Regions from separate parts of the Homo sapiens genome. Here region 2 is linked to region 1. Evidence: chromatin contacts called from ENCODE Hi-C data. All regions are on one chromosome and are shown on one strand. The core of a region is the stretch at or near the end of the contact, and the rest is flanking DNA. Distances in the headings are between cores, read along the strand shown. Region 1 holds the start of RASL11B (RAS like family 11 member B). Region 2 holds the start of SRD5A3 (steroid 5 alpha-reductase 3).

Evidence for each region. A loop is a pair of places that touch in the nucleus more often than their neighbours do. Pooled maps may share reads with other maps.
Region 2: a loop to region 1 is called in a pooled map, with 7 times the contacts of the local background. The contact joins the promoter of SRD5A3 here to the promoter of RASL11B in region 1. A Hi-C loop is called at or near these places in 6 of 50 pooled maps.

What each region holds. Positions count from the first base shown.
Region 1 is chr4:52,857,607-52,864,879 of GRCh38, forward strand. RASL11B (RAS like family 11 member B) reads left to right here and starts at 4,711. Exons shown (of 4, transcript NM_023940.3): 1 at 4,711-5,043; 2 at 5,662-5,718; 3 at 6,872-6,948. The coding sequence starts at 4,902. It overlaps LOC124900700 (a long non-coding RNA gene), which reads right to left and starts at 4,599. Exons shown (of 2, transcript XR_007058115.1): 1 at 4,478-4,599; 2 at 3,543-4,125. RefSeq lists silencers at 4,275-4,764, 4,736-5,030.
Region 2 is chr4:55,341,166-55,348,642 of GRCh38, forward strand. It overlaps SRD5A3 (steroid 5 alpha-reductase 3), which reads left to right and starts at 5,077. Exons shown (of 5, transcript NM_024592.5): 1 at 5,077-5,392. The coding sequence starts at 5,172. RefSeq lists an enhancer at 4,798-5,558 and silencers at 5,010-5,179, 5,390-5,659.

The sequences.
Region 1 (7,273 bases), core at 3,461-5,960:
TTCCCCAGTATTGAAGGTGGGAGTATTGTGGGAGGTGTTTGGATCAATAGGGCAGATCCATTATGAATGGTTTGGGCCATTGCCTTGGTGATAAGTGATCTCTTGCTTTGGCTGGCACCTCCCCCCCTGCTTTCTCTCTCTCTGTGGCTCCTGCTTTTGCCATGTGATGTGCCTGCTCCCCACTCACCTTCTGCCATGATTGTAAGCTTCCTGAGATCTCCCTGGAAGCCAAGCAGATGCCAGCACTGTTTCCTGTAAAGCCTGTGGAACCATGAGCCAAGTAAACCTTTTTCTTTTCTTTTCTTTTCTTTTTTCACCTTTTTCTTTATAAATTACCCAGTCTCAGGTATTTCTTTAGAGTAATGTAAGAACAGCCTAACATAGGTGTCAATACATACTACATAAAAGCAACGACAACAGTGGTCTTGAATATGGTCTCAAAGCAATCAATTCAAAAAGAACCTCATTATACCCTTTTATAACTGAAAGTTAAATGTCTACTGGGACATGATCTGTCCTTTTCTGGGCCTTTGTGTTGTTTGGGCTGCTAGAGAAGAGTGGAAGAAATGGTGAATTCACACTGAGTTCCTGTCTATCTGTTTCCAGTGTGTCTTCATGTACTGCCAGGACTAGAAAGGTAAACATGACATTTCCTAGACTCCCTTGCAGCTAGAGTAATAGATAAAATGAATTTCATTAATTAGATGTGCTCAGAGATTTGAAAGGCAGAAGCAAGGAGGAAAGATTCTTTCTGCTGCTTGATTGCTTTCTGCTGCCATGCACAATTGAGATATTGGGCTTCTGTGCAGCAACTTTCCAATGTCTGGTCTCTAGCTTTGTGAGTTTTGAGAGAGAATAACAGAGGCAGCCACTGTGTTCCCCTGATTATGGAAGAGGCAGCAGCTTCCTGCGTGGGCCAGTTCTGCAGTGCTGCTCTGGGAGCCATTTCTGCAGGTCCAGCCTAGAGCCTGCTACTCCAGCCCTTCCAAAGACATTGAAAGCAGGTAATTTCCTGTATTAAATCGTCTTCTGCTTAAAACCACTAAAGAGTGTCTGTTTACTGGATCTAAACAAGCAGAGTTGACAAAAGTCTCAAGAAAAAATAAAGTCTGGTTCTTGCTCAAGGCCTGGATGTTCAGAGAGGGCTGATTTGGGAGCAACTCCTGGTGATGTGGGCAGAGGAGCAGCTCATTTGGCTTCCATGCGGGCATGTTCCCATGGAAGAAGGGAGCACCAAGGCAACTTCTGGAGCTTTTCTTATCAATATGAGGGCTCCTCCACAGAAATCACCAGGGCTTTTCTCTCTGTTCACCCATCAGGAACTATCCTCCGTTCCTTTAATTCATTTTCTCAATGTGAGGCCTTTGCTATATTCACTTATGCTTTCATTTATAATCCACAACTATTTACTGAGCACCTATTGGCAAGTGCTATTCTCTTGCGAACTAACCCATCTTGCCCCCTCCTAACTCCCTGCTCCATACTCCCATGTACATGCACACACATACATGCACACTGTACACAACACACAAACTTCTCAACTCCTTCACCACCCCCTCCTTGACTGCCACAACCCAGGTTTTTAGTCCTAGTTTGTGCTTCTGTAATTCCTGAATTTTCCCTATCAAAGTGTTTTCTCACACTGTATTGAAATTGCTCATTCACTTCAGTCTCTCATGCTAAATGTAGCTGCAGGGATGGCAAAGGTTGCATTTCTTATTTGCCACTGTAGACTCAATACCTAGCATAATGTCTGGTATACACATAGCCCAGACATCCAATAAATATTTATTGAATTCATATTCTGGCATTCTAAGGGCTTCCAGGGACTGAATTGTCTGGGCTAAACCTCTTAAGATCAAAGGAAGTGCTAGAAACTCCAGATGCTGAGGTAAAATTGAACCTTGGCAAAATACTTCTTTCTTTTCTTCCCAAACCCCTCCTCATGTTTCAATTCCCCATCCTCATCTCTTTTAGCTTGACAAAAAAAAAAAAAAAAAAAAAAAAAAAGAAAAGGCTCTGTCCCTTGCAGGATATGTAACTTTGGAAGAGTTTTTTAACCCGAGACTTTGCTTTCTCACTTGTAAAATGGAAGCGTAGTGAATTACAGATGGCCACACATTCTTTGACACCATTCCCACTTAAAGATAGGATCGATGTTCCTGCCCCTTGATCTTTAATCTGGGTGGGCTCTGTGACACTTGACCAATAGAACAGAGCAGAAGTGATGCGGTGCCAATTTCCAAGTGTAGGTCTTAAGAGACTAGCAGCTTCTACTTGGTTTCTTAGAATGCTCACTCAAAGGGAAGCCCGTCACCATGTTGTGAGAGAGCCTGAGCTAGTCCCAGCTGTTCTGCCCATTCCAGCTGACACACAGACATATGAACGAAGATACCATCTTGGATGTCCAGCCTAGTTGAGCCTTCAGATGATAGCAGCCCCAGCTGCCATCTGACTGCAACAACATGAGAGACCCTAGGTAAGCACTCCCCAGCTAAGCCTAGTCAACACACAGAACTGCGAGCCACTAAAGTTTGGGGTGGTTTACTAAGCAGCAATAGATAACGGCAACTAGAAGTAATGGTAATACCTACCTCATAGGACTGTTATGAAGGTAAAATGAGATTTTTAAATGCAAAACCCCTGTGTACAACCTAGAATGAAACAAGCGCTCATTATGTATCGTCACTTCTCCTGCCTTGCCTCCTTCCTCTTTTTAACTCTATGAATGTCCCAGAAGGAGAGGTAGGTGGAGTGGAGATGGGCTATATGCTAGGTATTTGGAATTTGAATAGCTCTCTTTTCTTTTTTACATCTTTCTCTTGCTTCTCTCTTTTCTGTGTTCTTTAAAGCATAGCCAGATCATTTAGATCTAAAATAAGAACACCAAATCAAGCCTTTGCGTTGCAGACAGAAAAATCACGGGTTTTGTATGGGCTTATGGTAATGAAAATCAAGCCCAAGAAACTAAATGATTCAAAGCAAAATTCCCCTTGACAGCTTTTGTCATGTCTCTGTGTGTGTGTGTGTGTGTGTGTGTGTGTGTGTATGTTAAACTAGTACTTTAGCCTACATCATTATTTTACCATGTAAGCATGATAGAATAGCAGGCTTTTTGGAGGGGAAAGATTTTAAAAGTACATGGTTACCTGTAATTACAGTCTTGCAAAGTTTGATTTTATAGAAGTGACATTCAAGTCTGATTTAAACCATGCAGAAAGACATGGTGCATATTGGAAATGCTTTTTCTTTCTGACTCAAATGGCTGTTTCGTTCTAGTGATCTCCCTAGAAGTCAGCCTTTTATTATGTTTATTGTAAGGTTGTGTGTCTTTCTAATTACGTGGCCCATCCTAGAAAACTTGCTACCTTGAGATTACCTTTCTATTTCTCCTTGCATTCCTGCAAACACCTAAACCTCTGTAGACAAGAGGTTCATCTCAGAGTCTGAACTGGCTGAGGATCATAAAATTCTGTCAAATACCTGGTCAATTAAGTTCTGGCTGGAAGAGGGGGTCAAATTAGATGACTGACATGTGCGGATAAGGGCACTGGTTTATTTCACATTTTAGCCTTTAATGTGGGTGGGTACACAAAGCCACAGAGTTTGTTGCCATACCCCAACATAAAAGCCTCTGGGACAAGGTTGAAAGGGTAGCGGGGAGAGGGCCTTGGATAGCGGATGGGGTGGTTAACCCGCGACTCTGGTGACATTTTGCCATCAGCCGCTGGTGACATCTTGCCATCAGCTGCAGCTACAGAATGTTGCTCGCAGGAGGAATTTGGCCTGCCGTTGAAGATGTGTTTCTCAGATGAGACTGTAAGGGGCCGGAGCTTGGGATTTTAGGAGTGCAGGGCCCACCTCTTCCTTGGTATCAAGCCACTTAACTAAACTCTTGCGGTGTCTTATGACCAGGGACGAAGTGCGGGGCCCCTTCAGACGTCGCAGCTGGAGTAACTGTTTTCTTTCCATTTCACAGCTCTTGAAGGAGGTGTGACTGAGTGAGGCGCTGGAAAGCTTGTTCTATAATTACTTCTTGATCCGCTTCTAGGCGTGCTGTGCATGCGTCCGACCATGTGTGTTTGCGTTAGCTTGCGCCGTCGACAAGAGCCAGAGAACGTGGGTCTAGGATAAAACGTGGATGATATTTTTGCTTCAAATGTCACATTTTACGGGGGTCTAAAGGTCTTAGGCTGGAGTCTTTGCGGATGATTGCCAACTGTAGCTGAATCTATGAGCTGGGATGTACCCAAGCCAGTGCAATCGCTCCAAATCAGGGCGGGCGGCACTAAGCCGGGGAGCAAACACCGCTCCCGGCCCGCCCAGAGCAGACGCCCTAGGTTGGGGCTGCAGCGAGTGCGCGCGTGGGCTGTGGAGCCGGCGGAGGCAGCGGTCCGGAATGGCTCTGTGGAGGCTGCGCTCTCTTCCTGGCCCCGCAGCCACAGCAGCTGCCCCATGCTCGCGCGGCAGGACCTACCAGGCGCCCACCCTGGGCTGCGCCGCCTCGGACCACCCGCTGCTCCCCTCCGCCCGCTGCCTCTTCTCCCCGCGCCTCACGGGGCTCCGCACTGACTCCAGGCGCCTCCGGGGGCGTCGCGCGCGCGGAGCGGCGCCGGGGGCGGGGCCTCGTGTAGGGCGCCCCGGGATTGGCTGTGGGGAGAGGGGGCGGGGCCGGCCGCGGAGAAAACAGCCGGCGCGCCGCGCGAGTGCAGTCTGGGTCTGGAGCCTGAGCCCTGCGGAACCTCGGCGCTCGGCCCCACCCCGCCCGTACCTGCACTTATTTATTGTTGTTATTTCTTACCGCGGAGCCCCGCAGTCGGGTCCTCCCGCCCGCTCCCGCGCAGCGCTAGCATTCTCCAGTCCCTCAGTCCCTTCCCGCGCGGTGCGCCGCAGCCGAGGCGATGCGCCTCATTCAGAACATGTGCACCATCGCCGAGTACCCCGCGCCGGGCAACGCCGCGGCCTCCGACTGCTGTGTGGGCGCCGCCGGCCGCCGCCTGGTCAAGATCGCCGTGGTGGGCGCCAGCGGCGTGGGCAAGACCGGTGAGTCGTCGCGCTTAGCCCTGGGTCTGGTCTTGGACGACCCCTGACGGGAGTTGAGGCTGAACAAGGCGTGGGGAGCGGTGGGAGCTGCAGCCCGACCGCTCTCCGTCCCCGCGCAGGGAGCCGCTGCCCCTTGGGAGTGGGCTTAGCCGTTGTCTACGCCACCCGCCTGCTTCCACAGACGGGGGAAACAAGGATCAAGAATGGCCAGGCAGCTTTCTGGGGACCACCGGCACCGCCGCCATCAGAACTTTGGGGTGTTTGAGCCTCTGGCAATGCCTGGCACAGAAAGGGGAGTTAGTGAAGCTAGCCCCCCTGGGAGGTCTTGAAGGTTAGGAAGACATGGGTCTACTGGAAGGCTTAGGTGTGGCTCAGCCGGGCTCAGAGGAGGGGGTGGGCCCAGTGAGCCTTCCAGCTGCACAGAGCCATAATTCACGATGCCTTCTAGCCCCCTCCTTTTTGTCTGGAAAGAAGGGTCAAGGAGCTACAGGGTAGGAATTTCACTTGGTGGCCATCTATGGCTTTCTTTGGGAGAACTGTTTTCCAGGCAGGGGGTGGGGTGGAGAACAATCTAACTTCCAAGGTTAACACTTTGACGTTCTTTTTTCTGACGTGCAGCACTGGTGGTCCGGTTCCTCACCAAACGATTCATCGGTGACTATGAAAGAAATGCAGGTGAGACAATGCATTTGAGAAAAATTCTGTCCCATTGCAGGAGGACTGCGGTTCCCATTTTCCAGCGCTTCCCAGGGAGGTTCTTTCAGTGACAGTCCGAGCCTGAGGATCCCGCCACTTAAAACTTTCCCCAGTCCCCAGCCCTCCATGGCGCCCCCCTCCCATAACTACCATCTGGCCTCATTCCATTCCAAGCCCATTCATCATTTTATCAAGTGCCTGAAAGTATTCCCCTTGGTATGTTTTAACTATAGTGACCCCAGTTGGAAGCACCCTTTGTAGTCAAGAACCTCTCCCTTCAAAACACTCCTGCAAAAGTCGTAAAAAAAAAAAAAAGGAGTCCCTAGCTCCTTCCCCCACCCCTCTCCTTCTCTGCTGGCTGCCTTTCAGAGGTGACCTTTTAAAGCAAAGGCCAAAGGAGAGCAGTTGTAAACCTAAAGTTCCTCCTTCTTAACAAAGACAAACAACTGGATGGTAGAATTTTAGGAGGAGAATTCCCGAATAAATGAGAGGACACATTTTTCAATCCTTATGATTAAGAATAGCCACTGGGGAGGCTTAAGAGCTTTCTGCCTATGCTCTGTTAGCAAATTGCTTAACTCTGTAGACCATATGAGTACCTATAGGGGATTATTTGAAATGAGCTGTATAAGCTATCCCAAGATAAGACATGGCAGCCTTCTGATTTGATGTAGAGTTGATTATAATTATATCACATTTTTATTCCAACTGATAACATTGGCTGTGTGTTTACTAACAGTATTTGTCTAGCAAGCCATTATATCTAACGGCCAAAATACAAAGTTACAGTCAAAGAATGAATCAAGTACTCAAGAAAACAGAAACCTCACATAGGCTGAGCAAGATAATTTGCATCAAGGGAGTACTCTAAAAATGGAAACTTTGTTTAAAACTAGATAAATAAGTTTTCAAAAACTTGCAAACTTTGCCCTGGTTTTAATAAATCTAACATAGGGTTAAAATTGCTGTTGTTTTTTAAAAAAAATCTGAAGTAAGCCCACCAAATAGAAATAAACTATCGCTGTTTTGTGTGCATTTATGCATTGTGCATTTTTTTTCTAGCTTAAAACTCACAATGTTTTAAAAGTTGTACAAGAAGGAAGAACATAATCTCTTTTATTTGCCTTCATAGGTAATCTCTATACTAGACAAGTTCAGATAGAAGGTGAAACCCTGGCTCTTCAGGTTCAAGACACTCCAGGTATTCAGGTGAGAAGCTCTGAGACTCTGGGTGAAAGGGGAACCTACTTGGCTGTGGAATCACTCACTTCTTCTCAAAGTTCCTCATGCTGCAGGATCAGAGAAATTTGGGGAGTCACATCTAGACTTTTACATGTCTGACAATTCAATTGTATCTGGCTGTTGGTCGATCTTAGCATGGTTTAGTTTGGGAGATTTGGCTAGGGGGCAGAAATCTTCCTTTAGAAGGATTCAACACAGCCGGAAAGCCCAAACCGAATGCAGTTGGAATTGGTGTTTTCCTTGCTGTGGTTTAAAAGTCCAGTTTTAATATGTGTGTCTTTGGCATGAAAAA
Region 2 (7,477 bases), core at 3,827-6,326, 2.5 Mb after region 1:
CTTTCTTTGGCCTAAAAACTAATAAAAATAGGTGCTAACGGAAATTTCTCAGCAAGAAGACACTAAGGACTGTAAAATCCACTGCTGATATCCCCACATTTAAAACAAAAAATCAATTTCTTGGAAATTATATACTTGGTTTCTCTTCCACCTTCTCTTCCCTTAAAACAAAAGGTCTTTTAGCACAGGCGCCGCCCTTGGAGTTTCCAGTACACCAGCACCACCCTGGGGATCACGTTCCCATCAAAGGGTAGAAAGAAGGGAAACTCAAGCCAGCCTGGGAAGGACCCTGCCTTGTGCTGCTACCCACCAAGACTGCTGTTCCTACAGCAGAACGGGGATGGACACAGCACACCCGAGTCAAGCAAGCGCCATTATCATAAGAATCATGGGCCACTGTTCCTGGATCAAGCCCTACCAAATAAAAGCTAAGAAAAGCTTAGTCTATCTCTCTTTTCCTTTCCTAACCCAGTGCCTATATCCATTACTATTCCTACCACTAGCAACTCTAACCCCACTTTAAAGCGTTTCTGTGGTCTAGGAGCAGAGGTCACTGGAAAGGATCCATAGGCTTCTTTAAGATGCGCTTTGTTCTCCCTCCTCCACCTCCTACAACTGCCCCTTTCCTAAACCTACGAAATCAAACTATGCCTCGCCTCATGCCAAATGACAAAAGCAAGGTCTCAGTAGTAGAACTAGGAGACCTAAGGTAAACCACAGCCATTGAAACAGGGTATAAAGATGTAAATGCCTGGTTAAAATGGATTAAATATTCCGTTCGCACTTCAAACAAAAGCGACTGTTAGGCTTTTGCGTACAGTAGGCCAAAGGCCCAGGTTGTTCCCTTTCCACTGGGATGGTCCTCAAATCAAGCGGACATAGAGTGCATGGTACCTCTTTTTCAAGATTCCACTGCCTGGAATAACAAATTGTACCAAGCTCTTTCTCTGCTATTTCCTGAAGCTCAACACCCTGTGGGTCAGCCCCCGAGTGCCATCCAGCCTCCATCTTCCAAAACCAATTTTACCTCTAGTCTCTAATGACAAGAGGAAAATTTTGGCATTCCTTGGAGACTTAACAGGATGCAGTGAAGTCAGGCACTTCCAAGAGCTGACCCATCAGTCTGCCCTTATTCATCCCCGAGCGGACGTATGGTGGTATTATGGAGGACCTTTACTGGACACTCTGCCAAATAATTAGAGTGGTACTTATGCTCTAGTTCAATTGGCTATCCCTTTTACCTTGGCATTTCATCAACAGAAAAAGAAAAAATCCATAGCCTGAATTCTTACCTCTTTAACAACTATAATAAGTATACTCCTTCTTCTTAGGTATTATGTTGTACCATACGTCCAGGAGTTAATCAAAACAACTAAGCCAAGACATGTTAAGCAAGTTTGAAGAGGAAAACTAAAAGAGGAGGGATTGTAGAAAGTAAAAATTTCCTCTTCAAAGTTTTCCTTCTTGTTAAAGAATAAGTCATAAGTGTTAGACATAATAGTTTTTTTTAAAGACTTTCTTCCAGCCTCCTTGCTTTTTGCTAATAACTCTCCGTTAAGCCCTATCCTATGTAACTGTTGGACATGCTCACAGGCAGGTTCCAGCTCATAGCCTATGCCCCTTCCTTATTTGGAAATGTTATTTCTTCCTTAAACCTTTCATAAGCAACTTATTTGTTCTCCCCTGCACTTACCTATTTAGGAAAGTTTCAGGTTATTAGCAAATCAGGTATCAGTTTAAGATTGTGAGGTTCTAGCCTGATCAACATGGAGGAACCCCATCTCTACTAAAAATACACAATTAGCTGGACGTGGTGGCACATGCCTGTCATCCCAGCTACTAGGGTGGCTGAGGCAGGAGAATTGCTTGAACCTGGGAGGTGGAGGTTGTGGTGAGCCGAGATCGTGCCACTGCACTCCAGCCTGGGCAAAAAGAGTGAAACTCCGTCCCAAAAAAAAAAAAAAAAAAAAAAAAAAAAAAAAAAAAAAAGATGGTGAGGTCCCAATACAGCCAATGGATGCAGGACACAGCAATAAGGACAACCCAAATGCGTAAGGGATAAATATGTCTCATTTTCCTTTGTTCAAGTTTGCTCTCGACATTGTTCCATCTGCGAATGAGCACCCTTTCTGCAGAAAGTAAAGATGGCCTTGCTGAGAGATCTTTTGTCTCTGTGCTGACTTTTCTTCATGGCACCGATTATCTATTTCTAACAGTTTTGGTATTTCTAACATCTTACATATCCTTATTAGATTTATTCCTAGACATATATTTTATGCCATTGTGAATTGTACCTTTGAAACATACAAATTTTTGTTCGTTGATGAGAAATAAAAATGTACAATTTCCTGTTTGTTGCTGGGAAATAGAAATAATATTTATGAACAGATTTTTATCTCCAGCAACCTCCCCAAACTGCCTACTAGTTCTGATACCTTATCTGTGGATGCCATTGGAGTTTCTATTATTGGAGTTTCATATAATCATCAAATAATGACAGCGTTATTTCTTACTTAGCAGTCCTTATATGTTTTATTTCTTTTTCTGATTTATTGAGATGGCTAGGGACTTAAAGCACTGACTCTAAGGATAATTGAATTTAGATTCATATTTTGAAGGTAGAGCCAACAGGATTTGCTGACAGATTGCATTTAGGCTATGAGAGAAAGACAGGAATCAAGGTTGAGTTTAGGGTTTTTGGCCTGAGCAACTGGAAAAATGGCTTTGCCGTTTACTGCAGGCAATACCAGTAGTTTGTTGAACATATAGTGCAGTTAATTAAATGAAGAAAGACAAAAATGCTCACTGATATTTATTAGCAATGATCTTTCTAACAGATGTTAGCCTGGTATTCCACTTTTGAACTAACTCACTCCAGTAAGGATTTACATTTACAAATACTCCCAGGAGGGTTTAACTTACGGCTTTCTGTTCAGCCACTGCCATCTACAGGGGGCTTCTCTGAATATAAACTGTGCATGCTGATTAAAATCTAAAAAATAGCCAGGCAGGGTGGCTCACGCCTGTAATCTCAGCACTTTGGGAGGCCGAGGCAAGCGGATCACCTGAGGTCGGGAGTTTGAGACCAGCCTGACCAACATGGAGAAACCCCGTCTCTACTAATAATACAAAATTAGCCTGGTGTGGTGTCACATGCCTGTAATCCCAGCTACTCGGGAGGCTGAGGCAGAATAGCTTGAACCCAGGAGGCAGAGGTCACGGTGAGCCAAGATCGTGCCATTGCACTCCAGCCCGGGCAACAAGAGTGAAACTCGGTCTCAAAAAAAAAAATCTAAAAAATATATGGGATGATTTTCCCCTCCAGCCTCCTCAACCCTTCCTGTTTCCACTACACACACACTCACACATACACACACACTTATCTTGTTTTCAATCTTGCCCCAGGTCAGACAACTGTAAGAGAAACTCCTACCCAGGAAACTGAGTCCCTGCAATGCACTTACAAGTAGCTTCTCTGAAAAGAAAAAGATCATGGACAGACCAGCTGCATTTACAGAGAGTTAACCTAAGAAAAATAAAGAAACAGTGAAGGGGTGCCAGGAGCATTGGCTCATGCTTGTAATCCCAGCACTTTGGGAGGCCGAGGCAGATGGATCACGAGGTCAGGAGATCAAGACCATCCTGGCTAACACAGTGAAACCCCATCTCCACTAAAAATACAAAAAAAAAAAAAAAAAAAAAGCCAGGCGTGGTTGGGGGGGCACCTGTAGTCCCAGCTATTCGGGAGGCTGAGGTAGGAGAATGGTGTGAACCTGGGAGGCAGAGCTTGCAGTGAGCAGAGATCAGGCCACTGCACTCCAGCCTGGGCGACAAAGCGAGACTCCATCTCAAAAAAAAAAAAAAGAAAAGAAAGAAACAGTGAAAGGGTGACTCCCGCAAAAGAGATCCAGGATCACTCAATAAGGCCTCATTGTCCTAGCTAGAATGCCAATTTAACCATCCTTAATCACCTGGCTGTCAAAGGACGGGTAAAGCCTTAGGTGTCTTTTGCACAAAGAAGAAAACTTTAAAAGCTTGCTCATTTAACAGTCCAAAGTCCCACTAACCTACCCACCCTGATGTTTATTCAACACACATATCGGGTATCTCATTGGGGTAAGGGTGATGAGTTGGCTACCTCTCCCCTCTTCCACTTCTCACCCACCACCCAATCTCAAAAATGTAAGCTCCAAATAAGCAGTGACAATTATCTTGTAAACCCCTCTGTCCTCAGTATCCAAAATGATGCCTGTCATACAGTAGGCATACAATACTTCAGAATTAACATTTTAAAGACTTTTAAATACTTAAAAGAGCTAGATTTTCACTTATAGTAAATAAAATCAGTGTTGTTTAAAATCAGTGAGTCAATAAATAGCATTGTCACTACCTGAGATAAATGTTACAGGAAACAGCTGATGGAATTTAAAAACTTTGCTTCTAAGGATTGGAACCCTATTGGTAAGCGACTGCTGTTTTTTAAACACAGTTTTTACCACTATGATTTTTATTATTATGTGCAATTACTTGTCTACATGTTTACATTATACACATATCCAACACATTTCCAGCATCCTAACATAATTATTCATTTTTGGGTGTGATCTGCCTTCTTTATCCATATATACACACATTCATATTAATATAGTTGTTTGCAATCATAGCTATGTATTTTTATGGTTGGTTTTGTTTTTCACTTCACATATTGTTTCCTAAACAGCTTTCCCTGTTTCTACACTCGTCATAATAATTCTCAATGACTGCATGATATTCTAACATGTCAGTGTATCATAATTTAGCTAAATAAACTAAAATGCAACATGTAAGGTTTCCATTTTTTGCTTTGGAGATAATGTTGATAAGAGTGGCAGACACGTGGTCTCGTCTGTTTTGCGTCTTTGCTTCTGATGAATCATATTCTGGAGCTCCATCTAAGAATCCCCATGCCCAGATTAGGGACTGCGAGCGACCACCCAGCGCCAGCGCGACCAGGACCAAGGACCTCCGCGGCTGAGCGGCGAGTCCGGGAGGGGCTCTGCGCGTCCCCGCCCCGCGCCGCGTCACCGACGTCCCGCTAGGCTGAGACCGGTGCGCCGCGCGCTAGTGGCCGCTCTTCCGCGGGCTAGCGGGCGGTGGGGGCGCCAGCAGCGCGGAAGGCGGGCACGCGGGCCATGGCTCCCTGGGCGGAGGCCGAGCACTCGGCGCTGAACCCGCTGCGCGCGGTGTGGCTCACGCTGACCGCCGCCTTCCTGCTGACCCTACTGCTGCAGCTCCTGCCGCCCGGCCTGCTCCCGGGCTGCGCGATCTTCCAGGACCTGATCCGCTATGGGAAAACCAAGTGTGGGGAGCCGTCGCGCCCCGCCGCCTGCCGAGCCTTTGATGTCCCCAAGAGGTAACCGCGCCCCGGTCCCGAGCCGCGGTGGTCAAGGCGCTGAGAGTTCGGGGCGCCCCGGCTCGCGGGCAGCCAGCAGGGGGCAGCAGAGGCGGGACCCGGCCTGGGAGGCCCTGGCGGGTTCCCGGGCGCAGCACGGCGCTCCCTCGGCCTGGCCCCGGCCATGCCCCGGCTGCTGCGTGGCTCCGGGGAGCAGTGCCCGGGTGTCCGCGGACGCCGAGGGAGAGCGGAGCCGCTTGCACTCAGCTGGAGGAATGTGAACTGGTAGCCGCACGGAGCCTTTCCCTGTGGGAAATGGCAACGCATCCGAATTTAGGCCTGGTCATGCGAATTTAGGCGGCAAATTGAAGTGCCCCTTGCCCCAAATTCTCCTTTTTCCCGTACCCTGCACTCCAGTGGCTCATACTCTAACTTGAGGTCACCGGGAATCATTTGTGGAAATGAAGTTAGGCCGGCTCTTCGGCCTCGGCTTCCCCCGTTTCTCTTCCCAACCCTTGCAGTGGGGACAAAGGACTGAGTCGCCCTAACCTGCACCTTGGCAGGTGCCCCTGGGGAAGGTGGCCCAAGGTGCAGGTCATAGGCAGGCCCGTCCCGAAGCTCCATTTGACTTTCGAAAAATTCTGTAACCCAGTTCAGCGAAGGATTAAATCGTCAGGTTTTAAATAGAGACCTGTTATAATTTTCTTCTTCTCCTTTTTCCACTTTAAATTCAGGACATAGCTGGAAAGAGTTGGCCAAATACTATTCGAGATGGTAGAAATAGAACAGTGCCCCTTAAGATGCATCTTAGGCCGGGCGCAGTGGCTCACGCCTGTAATCCCAGCACTTTAGGAGGCTGAGGCAGGCGGATCGCTTGAGTTCAGGAGTTCGAGACCAGGCTGGGAAATATAGTGAGACTCCGTCTCTCCTGAAAATACAAAAAATTGGCAGGGCTTGGTGGCGTGTGCCTGTAGTGCCAGCTACTTGGAATGAAGGCAGGAAGATCATCTGAGATCAGGCATTGGAGACTGCAGTGGGCTATAATCATGGCACTGCACTCTAGCCTGGGCAACAGAGAAATACCTTGTATTTAAAAAAAATTTTTTTTTAAAGGTTAAAAACATCTGGGTTGTCGCTTGAAACACTCATAGGCAGTGCCCCAGGTCCGCAGGCAACAAAGGGACAAGTATAATTTGGCTTCTAAAACTTGGATAATCTGCGAATTTTGACTGTCAGAGAAAGATGTGTCATGTGTTAACACAGAGAAGGGAGAACTAGGTCATTCTGAGGCACCCTAAAGGGAAGAAGTAGAAGTACATGAAACAAATTGATCAAACCTCCTGTTTCCTAGAGGCTCTTTTTAAGCAAAAATTACCTGTTATCCCATTTGTAATCAGGGTTGAATCCTTTTATACTTCACAGCAATTTATTTTCTGAGTTTTGAGAAAGGTACTAGTCTAGTGTACCTGGATTAAATGGCACATGTAAAATCATCCCCTGAACTTGCATACACCCCAGCTGTTGCAACTCAAGTCTGTTATTACATGACAGCCAAGAAAGAGACTTGGTACCTTTTCCTTATTCATTACTGTAACAGTTGGTTCTGTTTGGACTTCCTGTAATTTCTACTCTATTGTGAAATAATTTACACCTTTTTCTTCTTCCAGAATTCTACAGTAGAACCTCCCATAGTGTTCAAGTGCCCTTCCCCTCCTTCTCTAAATTTAAACAGACATTTCTTTTAGTACTGGAGAAGGTACAAAACATCCAGACCAATAATGAAAGGCATTTTTATTGTGACAAAAAAAAGATAACTTGCATCAAAACTGGCAGTGTCTCCAAAAAATTAATACATGTATTACTCTCTTTTTAAATTTTATACCCCTGTTTATATGAAATAGGCAGATAATTAGAGTTGGGTGGAGGTAAGAGTCTATGGCCTCTTTTTTATACGTCTCTGTATTTTCCAAAATGTCTTCATTCACAAGATGCTTATCACTTTTATCATTTAAAAAAATGTGCTAATGGCTAAGGAGCATGTGGGAGAGATTTTACTGGTTTATAAATAGTAACCACCATTGACTAAATGTTTACATATATGATTAT